Linked DNA regions of Homo sapiens: region 1 is linked to region 2. Evidence: read pairs that join two places in POLR2A ChIA-PET (ENCODE). Cell type or tissue: GM12878. All regions are shown on one strand. Links, peaks and the distances in the headings refer to the core of each region. The heading gives the core; the rest is flanking DNA.

Evidence for each region. Peaks named below come from ENCODE experiments on the same cell type or tissue, not always from the same donor. Only the 100,000 strongest peaks of a DNase experiment are listed, where the experiment ranks them.
Region 1: POLR2A ChIA-PET joins it to region 2 with 6 read pairs; 3 of 35 experiments call an interaction of 5 or more read pairs at or near these places.

The regions. Positions count from the first base shown.
Region 1 is chr10:5,777,916-5,787,855 of GRCh38, forward strand. It overlaps GDI2 (GDP dissociation inhibitor 2), which reads right to left. Exons shown (of 11, transcript NM_001494.4): 5 at 7,937-8,135; 6 at 7,227-7,358. It also overlaps the pseudogene NRBF2P5. Among named protein-coding and RNA genes, the nearest start is that of GDI2, 31 kb to the right of the region's middle. RefSeq lists a silencer at 4,418-4,618. In GM12878, for the core only: no CTCF peak of the experiment used is centred there; no DNase peak of the experiment used is centred there.
Region 2 is chr10:5,704,399-5,713,710 of GRCh38, forward strand. TASOR2 (transcription activation suppressor family member 2) reads left to right here. Exons shown (of 22, transcript NM_001321783.2): 2 at 8,425-8,520. Among named protein-coding and RNA genes, the nearest start is that of TASOR2, 24 kb to the left of the region's middle. In GM12878, for the core only: no CTCF peak of the experiment used is centred there; no DNase peak of the experiment used is centred there; H3K4me3 peaks cover 281 bases; H3K27ac peaks cover 1,179 bases.

The sequences.
Region 1 (9,940 bases), core at 1,472-5,471, 70 kb after region 2:
AAAATGTGGCACATATACACCATGGAATACTATGCAGCCATAAAAAAGGATGAGTTCATGTCCTTTGCAGGGACATGGATGAAGCTGGAAACCATCATTCTCAGTTAACTAACACAGGAACAGAAAACCAAATACCGCATGTTCTCACTCATAAGTGGGAGTTGAACAATGACAACACATGGACACAGGGAGAGGAACATCACACACCGGGGCCTGTCAGGGGATGGGGGCTAGGGAGGGATAGCACTAGAAGTACCTAATGTAGATGATGGGTTGATGAGCACAGCAAAACACCATGGCACATGTATACCTATGTAACAAACCTGCACGTTCTGCACATGTACCCCAGAACTTAAAGTATAATTTAAAAAAAAGTATAAAAGTATGTTATGCATAATTAATCTATAATGCCATAAATGATCATGCAAAACTTAAATAATATGGTGGCCCGAGGGGCTGCCTTGTAATTGAAACATGCTTTCTTTCATGCATTGACTATATGCATTTTGTTAATGTGCATTTTGTTTAAATAAGTTGTGTAAGAGACACACCTTTCTAGATGAAACTATACGTGTGTGCCACACTTTGCACTACTAATGATCACCTCAAGACTATCAGGAGAAATATTTAAATTTCCATTTTATGAAGAAAGGAACCAAATTATTAGTTATGCTTTTTTAAACAAATTACCAGTTTACATAATTAATAAGGGTGCATTTTAAGTTCTAACTTTGTTTATTGTATAATGTACCATTTAAAAATACCAAGGAGGAAATATCCTTTGCTTTTAATGATGCATGAGTGGAAGTAATGCTAGTTGGCAGTATTTGATTGTAAGAAATCAATAAATTGTGATTTAAAACAAATCAGCAAACAACAAAAGGAAAAACTAAAAGGACCCACTTTAACAAGGTGTAAAATCCAGTCTCCACAAATGCAAGATGAACAGTCAATAAAAAAATGTAACTGCCTACTCAAACCAAAACCAACTTTTCAGAGGAAGAATCCGGCATCTCAACAAACTATCAATTCATGTGTCCAGTATACAATCCAACATTACTAGACATGGGAAGAAACAGAAAACTGTGATCCAAAGAAAACAGAAAAACAAACAACAGAAACAGATGCCCAAATGTTAAAATACGCAGTTTAAAAGCAGCTATTATAAATACGTTCAAGGATATTATATGTTCAAGAATATGTTCCAGAACAAATATCCTTGTTCAAAGATACATATTCAAGGATAAATATGTTGTTATAAATGTACTCAAAACAGTCAAGTAAATAGAGAATATCACAAAAATGAAAACTATAGGCCGGGAACGGTGACTCATGCCTGTAAAGCAGCAGTTTGGGAGGCTGAGGCGGGCGGATCACAAGGTCAGGAGATGAGACCATCCTGGCCAACATGGTGAAACCCCATCTCTACTAAAAATACAAAAATCACCCGAGTGTGGTGGCATGTGCCTGTAATCCCAGCTACTTGGGAGGCTGAGGCAGGAGAATCGCTTGAACCCGGGAGGCAGAGGTTGCAGTGAGCTGAGATCGCGCCACTGCACTTCAGCCTGGGTGACTCCGTCTCGAAAAAAAAAAAATAAGAAAAAATAAAACTATAGAAAATGAGAACTCTAGATCTAGACAGTATAAAAAAATTAAAATTCACTGAATGAGATTAACAGCCTATTGAAAATAGCAGAAAAGGTCAGTAAACTTGAAGCCACATGAACAGGCATTCTCCGATATGAAGCACAGAGAGGGGGAAAAAAAAAAGTTTGATGCTTTTTTTTTTTTTGTAAGAGACAGGGTCCTGCTCTGTCACCCACACTGAAATGCAGTGGTATGATCACGGCTCACTGCAGTCTCAACCTCTCAGGCTCAAGGGATCCTCCCACTCAGCCTCCCGAATAGCTGGGACTACAGGCATGCATCACCACACCCAGCTAATTTTTTGTGTTTTTCTAGAGACAGGGTTTCACCAGGTTGCCTAGGCTGGTCTCCAACTCCTGGGCTTCAAGCGATCCACCCACCTCACCCTCCCAAAGTGCTGCAATTACAGGCATGAGCCACCATGCTCACTTAAGCCCAGAAGTTCAACACCAGCCTGGGCAACATGGTGAGACTCCATCTCTACCAAAATACAAAAGTTAGCCAGGTGGGGTGGTGCATGCCTGTAGTCCCTACTACTCAAGAGGCTGAGATGGGAAGATCCCTTTAGCCCAGGAGGCAGAGGTTGCAATGAGCCAAGATCATGCCACTGCACTCTAGCATGGGTGACAGAGTAAGATCGTGTCTCCAAAAAAAAAAACAAACAAACAAACAAACAAAAAAACAGACCAAACTATAAATATAAGTGAACTTAATGTGACAAAACCATCTACAAAAAAAAAAAAAACTATAGAAAACATATTTAATAGTAAAATATTTACTAGATTCCCCGTAAAACTGGGAACAAAGCAAGGACGTCCATTCTCATCCCTGCGACATTATCAGGAAGTCCTAACAAGTGCAATAAAGGTAAGTGGGGGAAAAACACATAAAAGTTATAAAAGAAGAATCTCTTTATTCACAGATGACATGACTGTGTAGAAGGATAATTCTAAGAAATATATAAAACTAGAAAAACTAGTAAGTGAACTAGTAAAACTTAAGTACAAGATCATAGGATACAACGTCAACATACAATTACATTTCTGTATACCAGCAGCAAACAATTTCAACATAAAATTAAGACAATTTCATTAACAGCAGCATCAATACAAAATACATTAACAGCGGCATCAGTACAAAGAGATTGAACAAAAATGTGATAGATCTCTACAGTGAAAGCTGTAAAACACTGCTGAGAAGAAAACCACATGGAGAACAATCATATTTATGGACTGGCAGACTCAGCATAATTAAGATGATCATTTTCTCCAAACTCATCTACAAATTTAACTCAATATCAAAATCCCAACAAGCATGTTTTCTAGAAATTGACAACCTGATTTTAAAAACGTATATGGAAATGCGAACACCCAAAACAAATTCTGAAGAAAAAGTTGGCGAAAGTGTTATCACCTACTTCAAGACTTAATATAAAACTATAATTATCCAGACAGTGTAGTACTGGCATAGGAAATACAAATCACTGAAACAAAACTGAGTCCCAAAACAAACTCATATGTAGCCAACTGATCTCCCACAAAGGCACCACGACTACCTAGAAAAGGAAGTCTTTCCAACAAATGCAGCTAAAACAACTAAATATTCGTATGTAAAAAAAAAAAAGAACCTCAAGTCTTACCTCATCCCACACACCAACACTGTCTCAAGATGAATCAGATTTAAATGCACAGATAAAATTATAAAACTTCTAAAAAAAAAAAAAAAAAGACAATAGGAGAGTATTTCTGTGCCCTTGGGGGCAAGTAAAAGACTTCTAAAATAGGGCCAGGCGCAGTGGCTCACGCTTGTAATCCCAGCACTTTGGGAGGCCAAGGCAGGCGGATCATGAAGTCAGCAGATCGACACCATCCCGGCTAACAGTGAAACCCCGTCTCTACTAAAAATACAAAAAATTAGCCGGGCGCGGTGGCAGGCGCCTGTAGTCCCAGCTACTCAGGAGGCTGAGGCAGGAGAATGGCGTGAACCCAGGAGGCAGAGCTTGCAGTGAGCCGAGACAGTGCCACTGCAATCCGGCCTGGGCAAAACACCCAGACTCTGTCTCCAAAAAAAAAAAAAAAAAAGACTTCTAAAATAGGACCCAAAAAGCTATAAACATTAAAAAAATTTTTTCTTTGATATACTGGACTTCATCAAAATGTAACACTTCTAGGCCAGGCACTGTGGCTCCTGCCTGTAATCCCAGCACTTTGGGAAGCCAAGGCAGGTGGATCACTTGAGGTCAGGAGTTAGAGACCAGCCTGTTCAATAACGGCAAAACCCCGTCTACCCAAAATACAAAAATTAGCCAGGCGTGGTGGCACATGCCTGTAGTCCCAGCTACTCGGGAGGCTGAGGCATGAGAATTGCTTGAACCTGGGAGGCAGAGGTTGTAGTGAGCCAAGATCATGCCAGTGCAGTCTAGCCTGGGCAACAGAGCAAGACTCTATCTCAAAAAAAAAGTTAACACTTATGCTTATCAAAAGACCAGCCATAAACTGGGAGAAAATATTCTTAATACATATATGACAAAAGACTTGCCACCATCATACACCAAGATCTCCTACAAGTCAAAAACAGAAAGACAATCCAATCTTTAGAAATGTGCAAAAGACTTGAACAATCACAGCACAAAATTATACAAATGGTCAATAAGCTCATGAAAAGGTGAGCAACATGAGTCAAGAAATACAAATTAAAACCATAATGAGATAGCATTTCACACCCACTTGGGCAATTAAAATTAAAAACTTACAATACTAAATGTTGACAAGGATGTGGAGCAACGAGAACTCTCATACACTGCTGAGTGTATACACAATGACACAACCACTCCAGAACACTGTTTTACAGTTTCTTATGAATTCAGACTTCTATCTGCCACATTAGTCAGCAATTTCACTCCCAGTATTTACCCAAAAGGAAATGAAAACCTATATCCCCACAGAAAGTGTTTTACATAAAAATTTCACAGTGCCTTCATTCATAATAGCCAAAAACTGAAAACTAACTAGATGTCCACCAAAAGGAGAATTATATGCTCATATAATTCATACAAAGGAATTCTACTCAACAATTAAAAAAAAAGAATTGGCCAGGCACAATGGCTCACACCTGTAATCCCAGCACATTGGGAGGCCAAGGTGGGTGGATCACTTGAGGTCAGGAGTTCAAGACCAGACTGACCAACATGGTGAAACCCCATCACTACTAAATATAAAAAATTAGCCGGATGTGGTGGTGCATGCCTGTAATCCCAGCTCCTTGGGAGGCTGAGGCAGGAGAATCACTGGAACCCAGGGGGTGGAGGTTGCAGTGAGCTGAGACTGCACCACAGCACTCCAGCCTGGGCAACAAGAGTGGAACTCCATCTCCAAAAAAAAGAATTACTGACACATGCATCAATATGGATGAATCTCAAAAAATGAAAAAGACACAAATGAGAACATATTGTATTATTCCTTTTACATGAACTTTGAAAACAAGCAAAAGTAATCTATAGTGACAGAAATCACAGAGGTGGTTGCTGGGGATGGGGGGCAGTATTCATTATGAGGTGACACAAGGGAACTTTATGGGGTGAGGAAAATGTTCTATACCTTCACTCAGGTTTTAGTTAAACCCAGGACAGGGATAGGTCTATAAATTTATCAAACTGATTTTTTTTAAAATATATATAGTTATAAAATAAAAAATATAAGAATAGCTACTTCTGCTCGCTTCTGGTGTCCATTTACATGAAATATATTTTTCCACCCCTTTACCTTAAATTTGAGTCCTTTTGTGTCTGGTGAATCTCTTGAAGACAGCAGATACTTGGTTGATGAGTTCTTATCCATTCTGCTATTCTGTATCTTTAAAGTGGAGCATGTAGGCCATTTACATTCAACATTAGTATTGAGATTTGAGGTACTATTCTATTCATCGTGCTATTTGTTTGCCTGAACACCTTGTTTTTTTTCTTCATTGTGTTATTGTTTTATAGGTCCTGTGTGATTTATGCTTTAAGGAGATACAATTTTGGTATTTTGAGAATTTGTTTCAAGATTTGGAGCTCCTTTTAGCAGTTCTTGTAGTGCTGGCTTGGTAGTGGCAAATTCTCTCAGCACTTGTTTGTGTGAAAAAGACTACTTTCCTTCATTTATGAAGCTCTGTTTCACTGGATACAAAATTACTGGCTGATAACTTAAGGAGGCTCAAGATAGGATCCCAATCCCTTCTAGCTTTTAGAGTTTCTGCTGAGAAATCTGTTAATCTGATAGGTTTTCCTTTATAGGTTACCTGAGGCTTTTGACTCACAGCTCTTAAGATTCTTTCCTTCATCTTGACTTTAGTTAACCTGATGACTATGTGCCTAGGTGATGATCTTTTTGTGATGAATTTCCCAGGTGTTCTTTAAGCTTCTTGTATTTGGATGTCTAGATCTCTAGCAAGGCCGGGGAAGTTTTCCTCAATTAATCCCTCAAATTTGTTTTCCAAACTTTTAGATTCTTCTTCTTCCTTGGGAACACCAATTATTCTTAGGCTTGGTTGTTTAACAAACTTATTGGAGGCTGCGTTCATTTTTTTAAATTCTTTTTTGTCTTTGTCAGATTGGGCTAATTCAAAAGCCTTGTCTTCGAACTCTGAAATTTCTTTCTTCTACTTATTCAATTCTATTGCTGAGACTTTCCAGTGCATTTTGCATGTCTCTAAGTGTGTCCCTTGATTTTCAGAAGTTGTGATTATTTATTTATGCTATTTTCCTGGAAATTTTTCCATTCATATCCTGTATCACTTTTTTTGTTTTGCTAAGTTGGACTTCACCTTTCTCTCGTGCCTCCTTGATTGGCGTAATAATGACCTTGTGAATTCTTTTTCTGGCAATTCAGAGATTTTTGTCTTGGTTTAGATCCATTGCTGGTAAGCTAGTGTGACCTTTTCAGAGTGTCAAAGAACCCTGTTTTGTCATATTACCCCAGTTGTTTTTCCAGTTCCTTCTCATCTGGATAGACTATGTCAGAGGGAAGATCTGGAACTCAAGGGCTGCTGTTCAGATTCTTTTGTCCCACAGGGATGCTCCCTTGATGTGGTGCTCTCCCCTTTCCCCTAGGGATGGGGCTTCCTGAGAGCCAAACTGCAGTGATTGTTATTTCTCTTCTTGATCTAGCCGCCCAGTGGAGATAATCAGGCTCTAAGCTGGTACTGGAGAGTGTCTGCAAAGAGTCCTGTGATGTGATCTGTCTCCAGGTCTCTCAGGCGTGGATACCAGCACTTACTCTGGTGGAGGTAACAGGGGTGTGAAGTAGATTCTGTGAAGGTCCTTGGTTGTATTTTTGTTAAGTGCGCTGGTTTTGTATTGGCTGGCCTCCAGCCAGGAGTTGGCACTTACAAGAGCACATCAGCTACAGTTGTATAAAACTGGATTTTTTTTAACTGAAGATCCATGCATATCATTATATGTTAATTTTATTTCAATAAAAATAAAAAGCATCTTATTACTCATAGACTGATCTCATCTCATTATTTAAACTATATCTCATATACACATTATGTTGAAGATGAGGTTTTGGATCACTGAGGTTTTAAACACAGGCTCTTACCTTGCAAATCCTTGGGGCAGTTCTCCAAGGCCATAGAGTGGATAAAGGTATGGGCTTTTGCCATATCTTGCCAAAGATTCACTGTAAAGTTTAATTCTATTAATGGTTTCATAACACGGTTGATCTAAGTAACTGGAAGAAAGGAAATGAGTATTAGGAAAGGGCTTTAGTTTTCATTCATGGTGTTCAATTTATAATTTTTTTTGAAGCGATTTCAATCCGCTATCTTCTTTTTTGTTTTTTTGTTTTTTGAGACAGGGTCTCACTCTGTCGCCCAGACTGGAGTGCAGTGGTGCAATCTCGGCTCCCCACAACTTCCACCTCCCAGGCTCAAGTGATTCTTCTGCCTCAGCCTCCCAAGTGGCTGGAATTACAGGGACGCACCACTACCGCCCAACTAATTTTTGCATTTTTAGTAGAGAGGGGGTTTCACCATGTTGGCCAGGCTGGTCTTGAACTCCTGACCTCAAATGATCCACCCAACTTGGCCTCCCAAAGTGCTGGGATCACAGGCGTGAGCCACCACACCTGGCCCACTACCTTTATATTTAAATCACTTAAAAGGTCCCAACACTAATTTCAACTAGAACCTCTTCATTCATAGTGCAATATGGCTAAGTATTTGTTTTGTTAGAATTTCCACTTGGAAGACTTGGGAAATTTAGTGAGAATTTCAAGAAAAATACAAATCTAAAAACCAAAATACTTACTCATCAGTTCTGTAAAGTGCAAGAGCATGACCAGTAAAATCTATAACGTCTTGACCCAAATCAAATTTCTTATACACATCTCGCATTGTGGTCTTCTTAGGATCAATGCCTTCAAAAGTTCTTGGATCTTTTTCATCGAAGTTGGCAACATACACTAGGAATTTCCTGAAGCGACGTTTTTCAAACAATCCCATTAGGCCTAAATAAAAAAGAATTTTTCAAAAAGCACACTCACAATCAGACATTGAGGAGAACGAAGTATGAGAGCAAAGTTTAAACATGCCTTGTTATCAACTGCGGAATGCAGGATGCAATTTTTTTTTTTTTTTTTTTTTTTGAGACAGAGTCTTGCTCTGTCGCCTAGACTGGAGTGCAATGACGCAATCTCAGCTCACTGCAACCTCTGCCTCCCGTGTTCAAGCGATTCTCCTGTCTCAGCCTCCCGAGTAGCTGGGATTATAGGCAACCGCCATTACGCCCAGCTAATTTTTGTACTTTTGGTAGAAACAAGGTTTCACCATGTTAGGCTGGTCTCAAACTCCTGACCTCAGGTGATCCGCCCACCACGGCCTCCCAAAGTGCTGAGATTACAGGCATGAGCCACCGCGCCTAAAATGCAGGATGCAATTTAAGATATGGGAGTTTGGACAGCATGGCTTCCAGTTTCACAACACCTTAAACTGACACGATTATAACAGGTTACTTATAAAGTCTTCAATTCTACCATACAATTACAAGTAATTAAAACTACTACTTAACTGAATGAAAAATGTCAAATTATGTTTCTTACTAGGTACAAGGTAAATGTGACTCTGAACAAGTATCCATGAAGCCACCCATCTGAAGAGTCTCCCTTTGACAACTCTGATCTACACTCAGCCAATTGCCTAAATTCTGAATGCTCTTGCTTTTCCGCCTCTGTATGCTAAGATACAACCGGGCACTTAATGATAACAGCTTAAGATAACAAGAACAAATTGACCTCGATAAAATTTCGATGCTGCTGCTACTGCTGCTAGTCACTTATTTTACTGAAGTCCTACATAAGCAACCAATTCGCTGCATTTTACACTAAAAAACAGATGAAGAAGCTACAAATTACCACTTTATAAATCCTCAGCTTTTATTACTAGGCTGTATTTCAACTAATCATAGATGATAGACAAATAGCCAACAAAAAAGAAAATTTTCTGATTTTATCTCCCTTCTCCCCCCATTCCTAAGCTGTACAGCTATTTTTAAAATACAACTACAGTTTTAAAAACAAACTCTCAAATGTTTCTATTGACAGCTTAATGTTTTGATAGATTTAATATTACATCCAAGATCATTTTCCAGCCAACAAAACTGAAAATTAAAACCATGAGGCTGGTCAGGTCGTAGTGGCTCACGCCTATAATCCCAGCACTTTGGAAGGCTGAGGAGGGTGGATCGCTTGAGGTCAGGAGTTCAAGACCAGCCTGACCAACATGGTGAAACCCCATCTCTACTAAAAATACAAAATTAGCTGGGTGTGGTGGCGCACGCCTGTAATCCCAACTACTTGGAAGGCTGGAGCAGGAGAATCGCTTGATAAACCCAGGAGTCAGAGATTGCACTGAGCCGAGATTGCACCATTGTACTCCAGCCTGGGCAACAAGAGTGAGACTCCGTCTCAAAAAAAAAAAAGAAACATGAGGCTATTAATGACAACTGACTACATTTAATTTTTTAAAATTAAGATTTACAATTCAGCCTTTTAAATGGACAGAATGTACACACAGTAAAGGCATAAGGCTGAATAGAAATATCCTATTACCACATCAGCACTATACTTAAGACACAAGTGTAGTTGTAAGAGCTGGGTATAAGACAGGCAAAAGGAAACATGAATCACTATTTCAATGCACTTAAAACTTAGGTATCATATTCCGGTCGGCACAGCCTGTCAGAACTTAAAGCTATTACTAACAGTTATTTTGGAGTATCTCCCAACTTTTGTTTATTTAATAGAAACCTGAGTTG
Region 2 (9,312 bases), core at 4,538-8,537:
TTTCTCTATGATTTCAATTTTTTCTATAAAAATTGTTTCTATTACCCTTATAATTTATAGTACATATAAATCACACTCCTTTTTATTTGTAATGTTGGTTTTCAGTGCCTTGTTTTGTCCTTGATTAATTTGACTAAAGATATATCAATATTTTTTGTCAAAAAGCTAATCTTTTTTCAGCTATTTTTTCTTCGGTTTAATTAATATCTGATCTTCTCTTTTTATTTCCTCCTCTTATTTGCTTTGGGTTTACTGTGTTGTTCCATTTTCTGAGTTCTTGAATTGACCGTAGCTTATTGATTCTTTAAATGTTTTTCTTTTGTAGTGTATACATTTGAAATGAACAGTTTCTTATAGCTATTTTAGATAATATCTTAAGCTTAGATCATGTTACTCTTTAACTTATGAACCATTTATATGTAGGATTTTTAAAATTTAAATTTCCAAACATGAGGCTTTTGAGATTAACTTTTTATGGTTACATTGTCATTTTACTTGATTTTGGTCAGAGATCAGTTGTTTTTTAGTACTCTTGGAATTTCCTTTGTGGCCAAATTCATAACCATTAGGTTTTGTTTTGGGGCTTTCAGCTCAACTTCATTGAGGTCTAATTTTCATACAATAAAATGAACATAATTTAAGTATATAGTTCAGTGAATTTTGGTAAATGTATATACCATGTGATGACTACACCAATAAAAATAGTGTGTGTCCATCACCCCAGAAAGTTCCCTTGTGCATACCCCACTTGTAGTCAATTTTCCTATTCCTGCCCCCTGCTGTAGGCAACTAATGAAATGCTTTTTATCACTATAGATTAATTTTGCTGCTTCTTGAACTGTATATGTATAGAATTTTACAGTATGTACTCTTGTGTCTGATGACTTTTGCCCAGTTTAATGTTTTGAGATGCATGCATATATCAGTTTTACTTTTTTTAATTGCTGATTATTATTATGTGTGAATATACAAGTTTATCCATTCACCTATTGATGAATATTGGAGTTGCTTCCAGTTTTAGGCTACTGTGAAAAAGCTGCTCTGAACATTCATGTGCAAGTGTTTTTGTGGATATGTTTTATTCTCTTGGGTAAATATCTAGGAATAGAATTTTGGGTCATATGGTAAGTATGTGTTTATAAGAAACTGATGTTATTTTTTAAATTGGCTATATAATTTTTCAGTTGGCTTTATATTTCTACTAGGAGTGTTCCAGAGGCTCCTCATCCTTGCCAACGCTTGGTATTTTCAGTCTTTTTAGCCATTCTACTGGAGCAGTAGTATTTTATTGTGGTTTTAATTAGCACTTCCCTGATAACTAATAATATTGACCCATTTCCCATGTTTCTTTTTATTATATGCTTTATTTTGTGAAATGTGTCTATGAGTTTTTTATATATTCTAGGTACAGGTACTTTACAAATATTTCCCATTTCTTAATAATGATACCTTGGAAGATCAGATGGTTTTAATTTTTAGGAAGTCTGATGTATACATTTTTCTAGGTCACTAATTTTGTGCCCTATGAAAACTTTATGTACCCCATAGTCAAGTACATTTTTTCCTATGATTTTTTAAATTTTATAATTTTAGCCAAATAGTTATAGTTTTTATGTTTAGGTCTGTGATTCATTTTGAGTTAAATTTTATGGTTTAAGGTAGAGGTTTGAGGTTCATGTTTTTTTCCTCCGTTTTAGTTGTTCTGTAGCAGCATTTATTGCAAAGATATTCTTTCTCAATGGAATTATACTGGCAATATTGAAAATCTGTTATCTGGACTCTATTCTGTTCCATTGATCTATATGCATTTTCTTTGTATCATTACCACCTTGTCTTGACTACTTTAGCTTTGTAGTAATTCTCAAAATCAGGTAGTGAGTCCTTCAGCTTTGTTCTTTTTCAAAATTGTTTTGGCTTATATCTTTCTTATATAAATTTTAGAATCAGATCATCAGTTTCTGCAAACTGAGATTGTGTTGAATCTGTAGATCAATTTTGTGTCTTAACATCCCCCAGCAAAGTTAGAAAGCCAGGCAGTAATATCAGAGGGCACAAGCCCAGATTGAAGCTGGAAGACATAGTGCTCCAGAAAGGTCCTTCCAAAAAAAAGAAAAGAAGCTGCTCAAAACAGACAAAATCTTTGATCTATCTTTATCCAGAGGATATTGTTAGTTCTCTAGAATTTCAAGCTGAAATAATGATTGGTAACTGAAAATTAAGCTATTTTAAATTCAGAAAAGCAAAACACGGTATAAGGAAAGAACTTGACTACACAGTATGGCTCAGCAATGATTAATACATACAGTTAAGTAGTGAAACCTAGGCCTAGCACGGTGGCTCATGCCTGTAATTCCAGCACTTTGGGAGGCCGAGGTATGCAGATCACTTGAGGCCAGGAGTTCGAGACCAACCTGGCTAACATGGTGAAATCCCATCTCTACTAAAAATACAAAAATTAGCCGGGCATGTTGCTGGGCACTTGTAATCCCAGCTACACGGGAGGCCGAGGCAAGAGAGTTGCTTGAACCCGGGAGGTGGAGGTTGCAGTGAACCAGAATCAAGCCACTTACGCTCCAGCCTGGGCCACGGAGCAAGACTCCGTCTCAAAAAAAAAAAAGTAAGCACCCAACAAATGTTAGCCATTGTTATCATTAATAACAATAGCTTCCTTGCTAACAAATACTAGGATAACGTCTCTATCCATGGCAGCAAAGAAAAAAGGAATTTGCTAAGTTATCTGATGCCAGTGCACCATGCCTCATGCACAGCAAGCCTTCAGTAAAGTTCCTTGTAGAGTCACAACTGAAAGGAGCTTTAGAAAGGCAATTATAACTAAAGGAGGCCTTAGAGAGTATAAATTTAACAAAATCCATCAGTTAGTATGTCTTCAGCTTCCAATAAAAGTTTAAACAATAAGGAACATTTATTATTTCATGTATAAAGCCCAAAGATGAGGCAGCCCCCAGGTTAGTTTATTTCATCAGTTCAGGGATCTAGTTTCTTTCTGTTCTGTTCCGTTCTATGTTGGCTGCCATCTTGGTTGCAAGGAGATCCAGGCAACACATCTTCAGACAAGATCCTAGGCTAGAAGATGGAGTCCTTTTCTAAGAAAGGTTTCCCAGAACTCTCTCTGTAGACTTCCATTTATATCTCACTGGCCAGAACTGAGTCACATGTTTATTCCTAAAACAAACACTATTCAAAGGGAGTGGAATTACCATAATGATCTTAGAGTAATTAAGATTCTCATTCTCTTTCTCTCTCTCTCTCTCTCTGTCTCCCCCCCCAACCCCACACACACACATACTCACTCTCCCTCACTCATTTTCACACACACACACACACACACACACACACACACACACACACACACACACTTCTTCTGAACCATGGGATAACCTGATACCTGAACAAAATTGTGGTTTTATGGAAGGGAAGTAAAAGGGACATGATTGTTGGGAAGTCAATCCAATGTGTCTTTAACCACTGTCTCAAAACACATTAGTGGTAGCACCTAGTGAGTTCAATAGGTAGACCAGAACCCTGGTCTCCCTATTCCTAATTTTCCCCTACATAAACAACCTCCTTCATGAATTATTATCAACATAGCTACTTTTCCTAAAAAATTTTGAATGTATCCACACAATTCTACCTCCAGTTCTTTTTGGGGGGAAAATGTGCTGTAAAACTATACATGCTGTTTTTGTGAAGCATATGAAAATCCTTATTCCACAGACTCATGATAAAAACTGAAAACTTGACCACCTTTGTAATCTTTTTCTTCGTTCTTATTCTTCTCTCCCTTCTTCCCTTAATCAGTCATATTAAACTATTTGCAGTTCCTTTAATGTATCATGTTTAAACCGCTGTTCATTTGCTCATACTATTTCTGCTATCTAGAAAATGTACACTAGTTTCCTTTTTTGGCTTCCTCATTGGAATATCTTCCAGATTTCAAGTATCTGTGCCTCCATGAAATCTTTCTTGACATAGCTCCATCTCCATAAAATTGGTTGTATCACTGTACATCCACTATATCATGTTTTAGATACTCCTACACATTTATAGTACTAATTTCTTTGCAGATTTTTCTTCCTTGTCTATTCTGAGCTAACTTGCTTGCTTTCTCTTTCTTTCCTTTCTTTCTCTTTCTTTCTTTCTTTTTCTTTCTTTCTCTCCTTTTCTCTCTCTTTCTCTATCTCTTCCTTCCTCCCTCCCTCCCTCCCTCCCTTCCTCCCTTCCTTCCTTCCTTCCTTCCTTTCCTTCCTTTCTTCCTTCCTTCCTTTCCTTCCTTTCTTTCCTTTCCTCTCTTTCTCTCTTTCTGACATGGTCTGGCTCTGTTACCCAGGCTGGAGTTCAGGGGTGCAATCTCAGCTCACTGCAACTTCTTCCCCCCAGACTCAAGCCATCGTCCCACCTCAGCCTCCAAAGTAGCTGGGACTACAGGTGCACTCCACCATGCCTGGCTAATTTTTGTATTTTTTATAGAGGTGGGGTCTCACTTTGTTGCCCTGGCTGGTCTCAAGCTCCTGAGTTCAAACAATCTGCCTGCCTTAGCTTCCCGGCGTGCTGGGATTACAGGCATGAGCCACCTCGCCCAGCCTAATCTGAACTTTTTTAATGTAGAGCCTGTTTCCCTGTAATAGAGACTGTTTGCCATTTGTCTTGATAAATCCAAGATTTAGCATGATATTGGATGCATAATAGTCACCACTAATAGTTTTGTTTAATGAATATATATACAACTAATTTGGGGGAGGAGAGAGATTTTTGTAAATTGTGTTCTGCTTGATTCCGTTATTTTCAACTAGTGGAATAAAGATGTGGTTCTGTGATCTCTTCATTTTGAAAGATTTTTTTTCAGTAAGGCAAAAGCGATTAAGCATAATATATTTCTGTGTACAAAATTTTCTTTAGAAGTTAAAGACTTTTGGAGGAAAAACATTTCAGATTATGTGTTATAGCTTATAGAACAAATTAAGTCCTTAGCTGAGAATACTTGTCAAAGGAGGTAAATAAATATTACATAATTATTCCTAATACAAATTACTCAGCGAACATTTGTTTCTATAGTAAATATGCTATAAATAGAATTGTTCACTTTATGATTTTTTTTCTTTCTTCATTTTAGCATTTATGACATTAACAGAGAACAGGACTATGTCAAGAATTCTGAGGGTATACTTGGTGAAAATGAATTAAGACCACCCTCCCAGCTACATTCTCTCTTAGAGAAGATCGAGACAGGGTCCCTATCAGAAAAGAGTGGGTATTAAACTAAGTGCTATAAGTCATAACTAATGAATCCAGAATAGAATGATTAAAATGTTTTTAGTTTTAATTTAGATCATGTAAAACAAAAAGACTTTAAAAAATTATGATTTCCAGTACCTATATTTTTTAAAATAATCATTAGTCCAAAAGTAATAGGTGATTAACTTTTCAAATTGCAACATAAAACACGTATGTTCCTCTGTTGTGATTGAATTTAACCTTTCTCACATGCTCTTTATTCATCACTTAAGCCCTAAGGGATATACTTAATGCTTTATAGGCAAGCACTTTTCAAGTTTTACCGTCTTAGATTTTTAGGTTTCTTTGTGGTATAGCCCCCTCTTCATTTTCATAGTCTGGTAATCTTGAATGTTTAAATAAAGCTTGAGCATTGCTCAGCAGTTATGAGACCATTCATTCATAAAGTGTTTGTATTGTTTGGTGCACTGATTGGACTCTCAAATGAAAGTGTATTTTGTAAAGAAGGGAGAGCGTCAAATTTCTAGATGAAATTTTCATCTGTCTCCTCATTTACTGAACAGGAAACTTGTGCTTTCTTGAGAGTGTAATTGATGTCATTATGAACCCATGAAAGATTTAAGATTAGCTATGATTTTCCAACAACTTTGTTTTTAACATACCTCTGCTAACCATAAAATCACTGCTTTTATGCATATACTGCTATATATTGAAGAATACTGGCCTAAAGTGGAAGCATTTTTAACCATAAATAAATAGTTCTGGAAATAAAAATATATATAAGCAAAAAATAATTTGGTACTTGTTCCTCCTCCTTCGTTTTAAATCATTGGCTTTATTTATAGCTATATAGGGAACAGTATTCCCCACACTGGTGTTAATGAAGTGTTCTCTGACCATGTATTTGGGAAACCCTGTATTAGTGTTTTTAATTGCACCATCTCTTCAGTTTTCAGTTCATTATTGTGCATTATGATGCTCAAAAATGAGGACGTATGTAACTTAAATCTGTGCCTACCTATTAATGACTTACAGAATTTAGAGAAGTTGATAATCACAGTCTTCATTTCCAGAGTTACTTTTTAAAATATTTCTTTCAGTGTAAACAATGTGTTTCTCAAATATTGGTCTATAGGTAATTCAATTTTGAAACTTTCTTGCTTTTTTATAAATATCAAATATAAAGTTCCCAAAATTATTGTTTCTAAAGAAATCTTGATTTGTGTTTAGGCTAGCAGTACAGATTATTTGTAAAATGAATTTGAAAATGCTCAGGTTTGCCAGTTTGTTTTGAGTAATGCAGCTAATAAAGCTTTAATTTTAACTCTTATAACTGGTGTTTTGCTATTTGCATCTATTCAGAATATCCCTATTTTTTAAAGCACTGGTATATTGAAGGAGAAAGTGAAACTGAGCAAAAGTAAAAGTAAAACTTAGAATGAATATATAAATCATGTATATCAACTTCAGAATATTCGTAAACATTTCATTCTTTTCTATTTACAGTCTTTCATTTTGATACTTGGAAGTTTATTAAAAGATTTTTTAAATGCCTTGATAATTAAAGTATTAGGACAATTTAGTCTAAATTTAGCTTACTAAAATGTTTGCTTTCATTTCTGAGATAGTCTAGTTTTTGTATATTGGTTACTTACAAGTTAGTTTTAATTGAGATTCTTTTTTCTCTTTAATTTTTGAACTTTAATACATTTGGCAGTTTTGGTAAAAGTAGGAAGCCATATTACTGTACTTCATAACATTTATACTATATGACCAGTACTTCCAGTGCTATATAAATCATTCTCTTCTCCTTATTGTTTATAAATACTAGGTTTGTAAAACCCCCCAACCTTAATAAAGAGAATAGAAAGAGTACAAATAGGAGAGTGAACAGTTAAAATGGTTAGATGCAAGAGTGTCCGTAGGTCATTAGGCTCAGTTCTTGCTAAAGTAGAGACTTGTAAAATCAAAAGGCACAAAGAGTCAGTCAACATAATTACTGGATCCAGTCGGTAATTCTCAATTAGGAAACGTGCCTCTCATGGGAAGGGTGTATCACAGTCCCTCAAAGCTATCTCACATGGGTATGGTTTGAAAAAAGCACCTTCAAAAAATTGTAAGTACAGCTCTGTTGTATAAAATGAAAGAAAGTGATTTTATAATACAACTCACAGGAAGTAAAACTCAATAGACTCTTCTTGACGGGTGAGGAAATCCCAGAGATACAATGATTTCTATTGTGTCTGGTGAGTGGGCAATAGTAGGTCCCTTAAAAGGGACCTAGCTGACTTAGGGATTTAATGAAAATATGTAAAGAGTAAGTTTATCAAGTGTGGCGTATATATTTAAAAAAAAAAGAATAGAAACAAAGGATGAAAAAAACTAAAGAATGAGAAATTGCTCTAAAAGTCTAAGCAGCTCCTGACCACCACCTTGACACTACAGTTGTATCCACTTTTGACCAACTACAGTTATAGTACACAGCTTTCAACCAAAAGACATACCAGGTCTGGCAGGACATATTTTAGCTCCTGTACTAAAAGTAATTCAGCTTCAGTTCTAATTTATTTAGGTTATTTTCTTTACATCAGAGGTCTTTTAAATTTTGTTAAGACAGTACAAATATTTCTTAGTTATATAGGAAAGGAATAGGTGATGTTTTGAGTGATATTCAGTGTGTCTCCCTTAACCCCATCCTTTGGAATCTTAAATAGCTGCGTTATTTTTGTTTGTGTTTTACAGTTTTTGAGACAGTGTCCTTGAGTTCAGACTCTCTCTTCCAGAGGGCAGTTTCACTCCTCCATACTTCTTACTTGGACTCTTCATCTGAGCATGGTTTTCAGTACAGTCAAGTGACTTTGGTGAAAAATGACATTTTCTTAAATGAGGTGAGGTGCTTGGTACACACTATGATGGTTTTGTTTTAGTTTTAAAAGAGGTAAACCCATCATTTTTGGTATATAAGCCTAGCACTTTTTAGCTATAATTTTTCAGACGCAGCAGATCCTTGGAAATAGTCACTTGGAAGGTAATTATTCTAGGGAATAGAAAAATAATGCATTTATGTTTAGTCTTAATGGCAGGAAGAATTCAAATGATGCATTTTTAAAAATTTGCAAGACAAAATAGTATGTTTATAGCGTTTGGTTATTCTGTTCTCTCTTTATACAGTACAAAACTTTTTACCAACAAAAAAAAGCAAGTAGTTATACTCAGGAAGAACTTCAAGACACTTACGGGTTTCTTCTGTTTGATACTGAAAAGCAGGTAAGGGAATTAGGTTGTAGAAAATTAATGGTATCATTAGTCTTAAGTATTGTGGTACTTCAGTTCTGTAAGAGTTGTAAGATTACCAATTCATCAGTGTTTTTTGTTGCTTAGTTTGGTGGCATGTAAATGACAGCAACAAAAAAGCCAGTCATGAAGGAGATTTGATTTGATTTCTACAACTTTTCACGGTTTCTCTTTAGTTTTATCTGAAATACATTTGTAAGCTTAGGGTGCAATTTGGATTAAAACAGTTTTCTTTAGTGTCAATAATGGCCTTTACTAGAGTGAATGGATATTTTTCCATTCTGGATTATCGTTTAATCGAAACTTTGTTTCCTGTGGAAATTTTTCTGGTTTAAGTTATTTGATTTGGGAGATAAATCATGTAACTTAATAAACTTTGGCATCCTGGTTAACTGAAATTGCTTCATTCAATATTTGAAGACTGAAATCTGTATTGTTGCCTGTACCTAAATTATGGGAGAAGGAAAGGACCGTGTACAGGGTAGGTCTCCAAAGATATGTATGGCTTCCGAGATACATTTTAAACAATACCAGAGATCTAAAATAATTCAAAGTTAGTGCTTCGATTAGGTTAATGGTTTATAAAGAAGGGGGGCAGATTTGTTTAGCGGATAATTAGCACTAACATATAATAAGGACTATATAGTAATACCAGAAGAGTTTATCCCTTTTGAAATTTAATCGTCTGAATTCAAATAACACGCTCTGGGTTCTTACTAAAAATGACATTTGGCAACAAGACATTTTGAAATTTCATGCTTCTAA